2 separate regions of the Homo sapiens genome follow, and region 2 is linked to region 1. The links are chromatin loops, found by intact Hi-C in ENCODE. Cell type or tissue: endothelial cell of umbilical vein. All regions are shown on one strand. Each heading gives the region's core, and the rest is flanking DNA. Links, peaks and the distances in the headings are about the cores only.

Region 1 (5,381 bases), core at 77-5,076:
AAAATGTCAGGCTGGTGACTGGACCAGGGGCAGGAGGAGCAAAGCAGCTCAATTACCTGAAGAGCTTCAAAAAGTTTTTTTTTGTTTTTGTTTTTGTTTTTTTAATTGTGGTAAAATACATGTAACATAAAATTTACCATTTTACCATTTTATTTATTTATATATTTTTGGAGATAGGGTCTCTCTCTGTTGCCCAGGCTGGAGTGCAGTGGTGTGATCTTGGCTCTCTGCAACCTCCATCTCTTCGGTTCAAGCGATTCTCATGCCTCAGCCACCTGAATAGCTAGGATTATAGGTGTGTGCCACCATACCTGGCTAATTTTTAATTTTTGTAATTTTAGTAGAGATGGGCTTTCACCATGTTGACCAGGCTGGTCTTGAACTCCTGGCCTCATGTGACTGCACGCCTTGGCCTCCCAAAGTGCTGGGATTACAAGTGTGAGCCACCATGCCCGGCCGAATACATATTTTAAATTATAATTTTTTAATGCAGATTTCATTCAGTAAAGCCATTGAAAAAGAATGAGATTGTTCTGTGCTGATGTGGAGAGATGTTAAAAATCCTTATTTTTTAAAAAAAGGATTTTTTTTAAAAAAATATACGTATATACGTGTATACATAGAGATACACGTATATACGTGTATACATAGAGATACACGTATATACGTGTATACATATAGATACACACACATACATATATATATATATACACACACACACGTACATACATATTCCATTGCTTCTGTCCCTCTAAAGAACCCTGACTAATACACCCTCTCACAGTGTAATGACCTTTGCCAGGTTATGCCACAGCAAGAAGACTCTCACCAGATGCCAGTGCCATGCTGTTGGACTTCCCAGCCTCCAGAACTGTAAGAAATGAATCTCTGTTCTTTATAAATTACCCAGCCTCAGGTATTCAGTTACAGTAACACAAAACAGACTAAGAAATGTATCTTTGGCAATCTGGTGAAGCTAATGACCAATTTTGGGAATAATGGCCCCCCTCCCTGCCCAATAAGGTTTTTTTAAAAGAAATTATTTTTATTACTATTATTTTTGAGACAGGGTCTTGCTTTTTCACCTAGGCTGGAGTGCAGTGGCACGATCATAGTTTGCTGTAACCTCAAACTCCTGGGCTTGAGCAATCCTCCCACCTCCACCTTCTGAGTAGCTGGGACTATAGGCACACACCACCATGTTTGGCTAATTTTTAAATGTTTTTTATAGAGATGGGATCTGGCTATGTTGTCCAGGCTGATCTCAATCTCTTGGCCTCAAGGGATCCTCCTGTCTTGGTCTCCAATAAAGTTTTTAAGTGTGCAAAACAGTATGCATATAATTACAAAATAATAAATTATATTGATGTATCGTTCTCCAAATTTAAAAAAATTATCAATAAAACAATGTATAAGCCTTTCATTGAAGTATTAAATAACAAAAGCTGGTTGTGGTCTACTGGTTTCCATAATCTCAGAGAAGTAATGACTATAAATGCCACTTCAAGATATCGCAAAACCAATAATGAGATCTGAAAATAGATGTGAAGCCTAGGCAAGATGGTAAGACCTCGTCTCTACAAAACATTTTTAAAAACATTAGCTAGGCATGGGTCCACATTGGTAGTCCCAGCTACTTAAGAGGCTGAAGCAGCAGAGTTGCTTGAGAGCAGGAGTTTGAGGCTGCAGTGAGCTGTGTTTGCACCACTGCACTCCTACAGAGCAAGACCCTCATCTCAAAAAAAAAAAAAAGATGAAAATAGATGTGATTTCTATTGGTGATAAAGACACAGATATTGCTTACACAATTGTGATTTGTTGTCATAATCAAAGAAAATACTGAATTTCACTTAGAGTTAGTGAAAATAAAGATGCATTTTTTTCCCCACCTAAGTTCAGAGACACCCCTGCCCCCAGATTCATACTCCAGGCTGGGAGCCACTGGCATAACTGACGGATGAAAAGAAGAGAAGAATGGACACAGAGAGATTGGAGGTGGAGAATGAGAGCAGGCTTGTAAGGAATGAGATCCAGCATTAGAAGGGAGAGATGTATCTTTCCCTGTGACTTGGTTTCCCCATTCAAGGAAGAGGAAGTAGGTGGGTACAGCATATATTAGGTCATCAGGAAAGCAGGTAAGGAAGCTTTCCTCAGATGGCCTCAGAGTGAATGAATGGATGAATGAAAGCAAGAGGTTGTTTTAAGCAAGTAAGGGAGAAACCCGGATGTTACAGGAAACCTAAGGAGAGAAGTTCCGGAACTGATCTGAGGACTGAGCCAGGGAGTCCAGGAGAGCAGAGGCCAGGGGCTAGATGGAGTGGGTGAGCATCCATTTCTGCTGGCCAGGCTGGTTCACCTGGGGACTTTCTTCAGAAATTCTGTGCTGCAGGAGGAGACAGCAGATTGAAGTGACAGCCTAGTGGGTGGATTCTTTGAAAGCTGAGGAGGAGTGAGAAGCCTTGTGCGTGCGTCAAAAATAAATAAATAAATAAATAAATAAAGGCTAAATGGTAGATTTCTGAGTGGAGAGTGTGTTTGAAGGGGCCCAGGGAGGGGACTAACACATGGTGAAATGGCAGATGCTGAATCCTTGAAGACTTCAGGTTCAGGGGATTTGCAAATCGCAAACGCAACAAGAAAGGACGAGGGGATCCAAGGTGCACTCGGGGTCTTAAGGATGTTGCTCATTTAACACAATTGTTGGCATTAAAGAATTTCCAGGAAATGTCAACAGTTGGGTAGCTTTGAACAGCCCTAAAAGTGACTCAGCCAGATGGTTCCTGTAAGAATTCCTCCCTCATTCCTCCTTGTCTGCCGTCCTCCTCCTCATACAAGCTGTTTCCAGAGTGCAGATTAAGGCTTGTCAGCCAAAGAGGAACCCTACTTCAGATATCTCAGGCAACATTTACTTATCTTCACAAGCTTCCTTATTTTAAGTGCAGAGCCCTCTGACCTTTCGCTGTTTGTTCCCCTTCATCTAATTTACCCTACGTGAACTACCGCTTTTCCTGCTCCCTTCTCCTTCCCTTGCTGGTCCATTAATGCCAGCTCCTTCCTCTCTTTTTTTCTCTCCATCCTTTCTTCTCTCCTGTTTCCTCAGGGAGATGTCGAGTTTTAGCACTTCACAGCCGGAGTGATACAGAGCTGCTCTTTCCAGGCTAGCTCTGTCTTTTGCTTCATGGCAGAAACTTGAGTGTCAAGTCCGGATCCCTTGGCCTAGAACTCTGAAGAGTCAGCCTCATTTGTTAGTTCCGAGACAGACAGCTTTGGGAAGCTGAGAAAGCGCAGATCCTGGTCTTGCTCCTCTCCCTGGAGTTTCACTAGCTCTCAGGCCTGCTTGGCCTTTGCTTCTGAGGAGTCTGGAGTGATTTGCCATTCCCACAGGCGCCTCAAATAGCCTATGTCTGACTTAAATCTGATCTAGACCCTTTCATCCTTCCTACAAGGGAGTTAATGACATAGGGAATTTCAACACTGAGCCTGAACCTGTGGGGTCTGTGCACATGACCTGCACATCAGGTGCAGCCCCTCAGGCCTTCCTAGGGTCCCTCCTTCCCAGGGCATTGATGGCCAATGATGAGCAGGTCAGAGACAAAGGGGCATACATACACATGTATTCCAGACTGTTGTTCTAGGATTGAGTCCCTTCAATGAGCGAGAAATGAATTAATCTATAATTGCCCAAGAAGGCTTCTAAAAGTGACTTAATCTTTCGCTTTCATTCATGGCTGAAGAGAAGCAGTTAAGGTGATTAGAATCTGTATAAAATCAGGAAAGAAAGGTGTTTCTATAATTAGAATGACATTTTAGAGGAAGTCCAACAACCAGCTTAGGTAGTTTATCTTACAGAGTTGTGGTTGGACCACAGCAATGCTACAAAAGCTGTCACAGCTCAAGTCATCGTTCAGGAATTTACCCAGCAGATGTAGACTCAGAGATAGGATTCAAAAGGGAGCCTCAACTTGAATGCACAAGGCAAAGGATTTTGAATAGCTTCCATTTGCATCAGTTTTTTGTAGCAGTCTTGGCTTAAGTAAATTGTAACACTGCGCTTCTGGCGGTGACTTGGCATAAACTCTGTGAAGTGATGTGCCTTCTTCATCTCTATCATCTAGACTTCTTGGACAACATTCCCTGCAGGGGCCATTACTACTGCCAAATGCATAAGGGCTGGGGTGGAGGAGTGAGGGCGCCAAGCCCAGGGGATATCTAGGCAGAGGGATCTTTCCTGCTTAAGCAAAAGTTAGGTAAATAAGGGTCAATAACATGGTAGCCTATGAATTAGAGTGAGGTGAAGTTATTTTTGTTTTCATTTCTATACAGAGTTGTGCATACATCATGTATCTGTAATTCATTCTTACAGTAATTGTAAGTCATTTCATTTTTTAGATCGAGTCACCCAGGCTTGTCACAACAGGTGCTAAAAATGCACAAGATAAAAGAAGCAAGAAGTGAAACCGGAAAATGGTTCTGTGAATCAGGGAGGTGGGGTGTATAGACAGACATCAGAGGACACCCAGGTTTCTCTTCATTTCACCAGTAAAGAGCAACCTGAATGACTTACCATGCAATTATATCTGTTCTTTTTAAGCAACAGTTCAGAGACTATGAAAGCAGCGCTGATCATATCATGTGGTTTACTAGGAGGCATATAATCGCAGGTTTACAAAGCAAGAAATGGGACTAAATTGAGACAAACCAACATCACAAAGAGAATCCAAAATCCATGAAAGAAGAACTAGCTCCTAGATTTAAAATTTATATAACTGGTTAGGAGATTCGAGTTTTCATTGAGGGTTGGTTCTCAAGTCACATTGCTGAAAGAAACTTAGGGGAATGGATGCCATCGTGATGACACTTCACATTTGGGTGGATGGTGCTTTTAGTTTTGACAAAGCACTCTCCTTTTTGGCCTTATTTAGAACTGCTGTTAGATTTACTGCAGAATCATGTGGTATGAGAATGTCATATGTTCAAGACAATAATCTATGTGGATACAGGGGGTTGCTACAATGTTATCATAATAGATGGACTGAATTCTGGATGTATTTATATCAGGACCTGCTCATGAAGGAGTGAATGAGATTTCAGATTTTGCAGTATTAATTCTTATTTTTAAGTGAAGGGGAAACCATAGACCAGAAGGAACATTCATGAGCATTCTCTAAGACTCAGCAAAAGATAGAAAGGAAAGGCCAGCCCCTCCATAAAACACTCTATGTCATGCAAATTTGAAATTAGGCTGAGCTCAATCTGCGATGGTTGCCCTTAAACACTGCTAAGAAGGAAGTAAGCAAAGACGCTCTTTTAAATGGTCAGTGCTGGGCACAGTGGCTCATGCCTGTAATCCCAGCACTTTGGGAGGCTGAGGCACGCAGATC
Region 2 (5,381 bases), core at 195-5,194, 170 kb after region 1:
CCAGGCAGATGCCACACAGTGCCCTGCAGTGTCTCTACCAAGTGACACAAAAAACTAAACCATTCTAGGAAGGAGGAGCAGGTCAGTCAGTCAGCTTCTAAAAATACCCAAATAGGAGCATAGAAACATCCCATCACCCCATGTCAATCAAGAGAAAGTCACAGAAGAATATGTTTGCCAGAAAAAAAAAAAAAAAGGCAGCAGGAGCTGGTAGGAGAGCCCCGAGATGAAGAAAACTTGTATGAGGGTCATTTAAATGCTGGTAGGATGGCCTTTAGAGGCAGCTGCTTGGAGAGTCTCATAAATGGCCTTTGGGTAGTGGTAGCATTTGCATCAGGCCACAAGGCCCTGCCGCTAGCTGGCCAGGCTCAGGGAGGACTGCGGGCTCTGAGCGTGCTATGGGCCTCAGGCCATGCTGTGGAAAGTCAGCAAGATCACAGAGGAGCTGAGCCAGCAGGATTTTCCAGAAATCACCTAGGGCAAGAAGAACAGAGCAAATTATATGTGGGTGGTTGGAGCCCAGAACCGGAAACTGTAACAGCAAACTTTTTTCTGCACCTCTGTACCAAAAACAGCCGGAGATGTGGACAAGGACCACTTTTGGGAGTGGGGAGCACGATCTATTTAAGCAGCATCCCATATACTGGCTCCTGTAGAGGGAGGCCCACTTAAGAGGAAATGTAAACACAAACATCCTGGGACAGCCTTAGGTGCCCATGCAGTCTAGTGTCGCACTCCCAGGCTGGGCCCTTCAGATAAGCAGTGGTGGTCTCTGTAGCCCCTCAACTCTCCGTCCATTCCAGCCCAGTTGCACTGTCTCTTTTCTCATGGCTGAATATTCCAGTTTAGCCTGAAGTTGCCTCCTTACATAGTTTACATTCAGCTTAAAGGTGTCTCCATACACAGTGAACTGTAACCCAACTAGAGGTATAAACAGATTGTAAATTACTCTAGGAACAAGTAGTGGAGTCTCAGCCAATCACAACAAGCAGCCAGCTGTTCACACCATGTGCAAATAAGGCAGAAGCCAGGCGGTAACCAATCTGGCTGTTTCAGTAGTCACTGTCCCTTTCATTTTTCTGTCCCTAAATCCTCTCCAACCATGCGGAATTGCCAGTTTCTCTAAACCTTTTCTGATTTCGGAGGCTGCCCGATTTGCAAATCACTCTTTGCTTAATTAAACTCTATTAAATTCACCTTGTCTAAAGTTTTTCTTTTCTTTTTTTTTGAGACGGAGTCTTGCTCTGTTGCCCAGGCTGGAGTGCAGTGGCGCAATCTCTGCTCACTGCAACCTCCACCTCCTGGGCACGAGCGATTCTCCTGCCTCAGCCTCCTGAGTAGCTGGGATTACAGGTGCCCACCACCATGCCCGGCTAATGTGGTGGCTCACGTCTCTAACCCCAACACTTTGGGAGGCTGAGGTGGGTGGATCATTTGAGGTCAGGAGTTCAAAACCAGCCTGGCCAACATGGCGCAAGTTTTAACACAGGTCTTCCCCTGCCTTATCCTTCCTTGTCACCCAGGTTTCTAGACATGCCTGCCTCCTAGCCAGGGAGTGCTGGCCTCAGGCTTCTGAAGAGCATCATGCTTCCAGAAAGCTGAAAAATAAATTATACCTCCCTGACACATGCTCACTCCTCCTGCATCACCATGACAAATTCCCTCCAAAATCACCACACTGCCTTTTCTCTTCTCTTCCCCGGATAAAACTACATTCCCCATAATGATTAGACGAGAAACAAACACCCATTTTTCCTTTAGGAAACCCTCCTAACTTATGAACCAGAGCAAAGACCCATGCAGGACAAAAAGGAATCTTCTACAATGTGTAGATCAGATGATCTTCAGTTTGTACTTCATATTTGTGGTTTAGAATTTACAAAGACCAGCTAGGCATGGTGGCTCACACCTATAATTCCAGCACTTTGGGAGGCTGAGGCAGGCAGATCACTTGAGGACAGGGGTTCAACACCAGCCTGTCCAACATGGTGAAACCCCGTCTCTACTAAAAGTACAAAAATTAGCCAGGCGTGGTGGCGGATGCCTGTAATCCTAGCTACTCGGGAGGCTGAGGCAAGAGAATCACTTGAACCCAGTAAGCTGAGATCGTGCTACTGCACTCCAGCCTGGGCGTTGGAGTGAGACCCTGTCTCAAAACAAAACAAATATTTACAAAGACCTTTCCTACACATGATCACATTTTGGTCTGACAACCACTAAGTGAGACAAGCATTACTAATCCCATGTAGATGTTTAGACTCGAAGAGTTTAAGAGTTTAAGTAATAGTTCCAAGGTCACCCATCTACTCAATGGCAGAGCTGGGATTCTAACCTTATCATATAATTCTGAGTAAAACCCTTCCTCCAATAAAATAATAATAAGAACTACCTGTTTTGAGCATTTACTATGTGCCATGCCCTATGCTATGTACTTTACACACTTAAATTTAGTTAACCCTCAGGAAAACCCTATAAGATAAGGTTGTGCTATTATGATGCCCATCTTAGGGATGAGGAAAACTGAGGCACAAGGAGGTTAAGCAATTGCTGAGGTCATGCAGCCATACCACTCTATCCTATAGCTTCCTAAATTTTTGCTAGTCCTACTTCACTGCAAACCGCAAACTCAGGCTAGGAAACAAAATAATAAGCACCCCTATAGAAAATTTGGAAAGTACAGAGTCAACAGTTAAGACCCTGGCAAGAGGGGCTCATTTGCAAGCTCAGACCTAAAACAGCAAGCTGCAGGTGTTGGCTACTAAATCCGTGTAAACAGGCATCACCAACTTATTTTAAGCCTCAGTGAAAAGGTTAGTCACAGTATCAGCCAGAGCCGGGCAGGAAACAGATGGCACACTCCAAATTGCTTAACTGAAAAAAAAAAAAAAAATGTAATGAGGGGACTATTTACGGAAGTGCAGGCAGGATGAAAGGACTGACTCTACCAGGGGCGGTGTGGCACCAGGGGCGGTGTGGCACCAGAGAAAACAAACGCTGGGAGTGGTTACCCCCCTAGCACTGCAGGGGCAAAGGGACAGAATATGGTACCGCAGCCCAGTGACCGCCAGAGCTGGGAGAGGGACTGCTTCCCAGGAGCTGTGGGACAAAGCCACTGCCAGGGCGGCCTTCCTCCCTTCCATCCCCGCCAGGTGCCCCCATTAGCCAGGAATGCCCAGAAGCTGTCAGGCAAAGAGCTTTGGTGAAGCTGTCCCTAGAGATGCATCTCCTGGGCCACACAGTCAGGGTAGAGAGAGGTGGAGAATGAATGGGGATGACCCCTCTCATCCTGACCCTGCCCACACAAGGGCTTTAGCCAAAGCCACACAGCATTTGAGCACTAGTTGCTTCAGCACCAATGTGCTCTGGCTCATGTTTTCTCTAAAAATGCAACTGTGGGCCGGGTGTGGTGGCTCACACCTCTAATCCCAGCACTTTGGGAGGCCGAGGTGGGCGGATCACCTGAGGTGAGGAGTATGAAACCAGCCTGACCAACATGTAGAAACCCCATCTCTACTAAAAATACAAAATTAGCTGGGCGTGGTGGCACATGCCTGTAATTCCAGCTACTCAGAAGGCTGAATCACTTGAACCCGGGAAGCAGAGGTTGCGGTGAGCCAAGATCACGCCATTGCACTCCAGCCTGGGCAACAAGAGCAAAACTCCATCTCAAAAAAAAAAAAGCAACTGTGTTAAGCACACCAAACATTAAAAGGAGCACCAATATCTTTTCCCAGAGGCTGTGCCGTCTTCCCTTTCTTGTGGCATTCAATCAGTGACTGCAGGGCCTTACTGCCTGGCCTCATATATTAAACAGGACTTCCTTCTTGGTTCCTCCACTTTGATAAAGAATGGGTTGGTTCCTCAAAAAATAATCATAGGACTGCCATATGATCCAGCATTCCTACTTCTGGGTATATATCCACAAAAAGTGAAATCAGCGTGTGGAAGAGATATCTGTACCTTTGTGTTCGTTGCAGCATTAGTCACGCAGTAGCCAAGATGTAGAAACAATCTAAGTGCCTATTAGCAGAGGGATGGTTAAACAAAATGGGACACACACACATTATATATATATATATGTATATATGTACATATATACGTATATACATATATATACGTACATATATATGTACATATATATGTGTATATACGTGTATATGTACATATATACACGTATATATGTATTCTTCATTGATAAAAAGGAGGAAATCCTGTTATTTATAACATAGATGAGAACATTATGCTAAATGAAATAAGCCAGACACAGAAAGACAAATATTGCATGACCTCACTTATTTGTGGAATCTAAAAATGTCAAACTCATAGTAGAATGGGGTTTGGGGGGCTGGGAAGTCAGGGGAAATGGGGACATGGTCAAAGGATACAAACCTGAGTTGTAAGAGGAATCAGTTCTGAGGCTCTAATGCACAGCCTGGTGGTTATATTTAATAATCGTGTATTATATACTTGAAATTTGCTAAGAGAGCAAATGGAGTGTTTTCATCACACAAGAAACGAAACAGTAACTATATAAGGTGACATTTGTGTTGATTAACTTGATGCTAGTAGTCATTTCAGAATATATATTTATATCAAATTACCGTGTTGTATGCCTTTAATTTCTATTTTTTATTTGTCAATTATATTTCAATAAAGCCAAGGGAAAGAAATCCCCTCCCCCAAAAGAAAGATGAGTTGAAGCAAGATCTGAGAGCTGTATTTCTCTTCTGCATCTGTCTTTTTACTTTTAGCTTCTCTCACTTTTCTTTTTTTTAAAAAAATGTAATTCAAGAGGAAGGCAGCAACAAAGAGCAAATCAATTTCCAGCCTGGCTGTGCTTACACAGTCCTGGAGCAGACAGTGTGTAGTTGTCAATGTAGGCAGAGGTGACAACTTCTGCACCAACACCTCTGATAGGGAGTTGTGTCTGCCTGCCAAGCATTTAGAGTGGGAAAGGAGGAAAGGAGAGGGCGGGAAACGCACGCACAGCTCAGGCTGTCACCATGGAAGGGGGAGAGGAAGGGCTTTCTCCTGATAATCAGGAAAACAGAGAGAGTAGAGGTAAGCAAGCTTGAAAACAAAAAGCAACCTCCAGGGCCCCAAAACAATACAGGCAATGCAGGGCCTGCTTATGGCCAAACCGTGAGGCCCGCAGCAACCTGGGGCGGCCCTCCCAGCCTGCTGGGCCATTTAGGAGACCCAGAATCTCAAAGCCCAGGTGACAACTGCTTTGTAATGTTTGGGCAGGCGAGGGAGCGGGGCTGACTGGAAGAGGAATTTATATATATAGTTAGCCATAAAAATGGGTTTTATTTAACTTGAATGGGATTGAGGAGGGAGGGCTTTCCTGCTTCCTGTATCACCTGTCAGTCAGCTTCATC

The links. A loop is a pair of places that touch in the nucleus more often than their neighbours do. Peaks named below come from ENCODE experiments on the same cell type or tissue, not always from the same donor. Only the 100,000 strongest peaks of a DNase experiment are listed, where the experiment ranks them.
Region 2: a loop joins it to region 1, with 2.6 times the contacts of the local background. A loop is called at or near these places in 12 of 110 quality-filtered maps.

The regions. Positions count from the first base shown.
Region 1 is chr6:13,351,727-13,357,107 of GRCh38, forward strand. LOC105374936 (a long non-coding RNA gene) reads left to right here. Exons shown (of 3, transcript XR_926496.3): 2 at 803-873; 3 at 1,895-2,014. Among named protein-coding and RNA genes, the nearest start is that of TBC1D7-LOC100130357, 26 kb to the left of the region's middle. RefSeq lists a silencer at 3,890-3,979. In endothelial cell of umbilical vein, for the core only: no CTCF peak of the experiment used is centred there; DNase peaks (open chromatin) are centred at 2,765, 3,145 and 3,925; H3K27ac peaks cover 2,720 bases.
Region 2 is chr6:13,524,021-13,529,401 of GRCh38, forward strand. No RefSeq gene overlaps it. Among named protein-coding and RNA genes, the nearest start is that of GFOD1, 39 kb to the left of the region's middle. RefSeq lists an enhancer at 2,795-2,914. In endothelial cell of umbilical vein, for the core only: no CTCF peak of the experiment used is centred there; DNase peaks (open chromatin) are centred at 2,831 and 4,401; H3K27ac peaks cover 1,641 bases.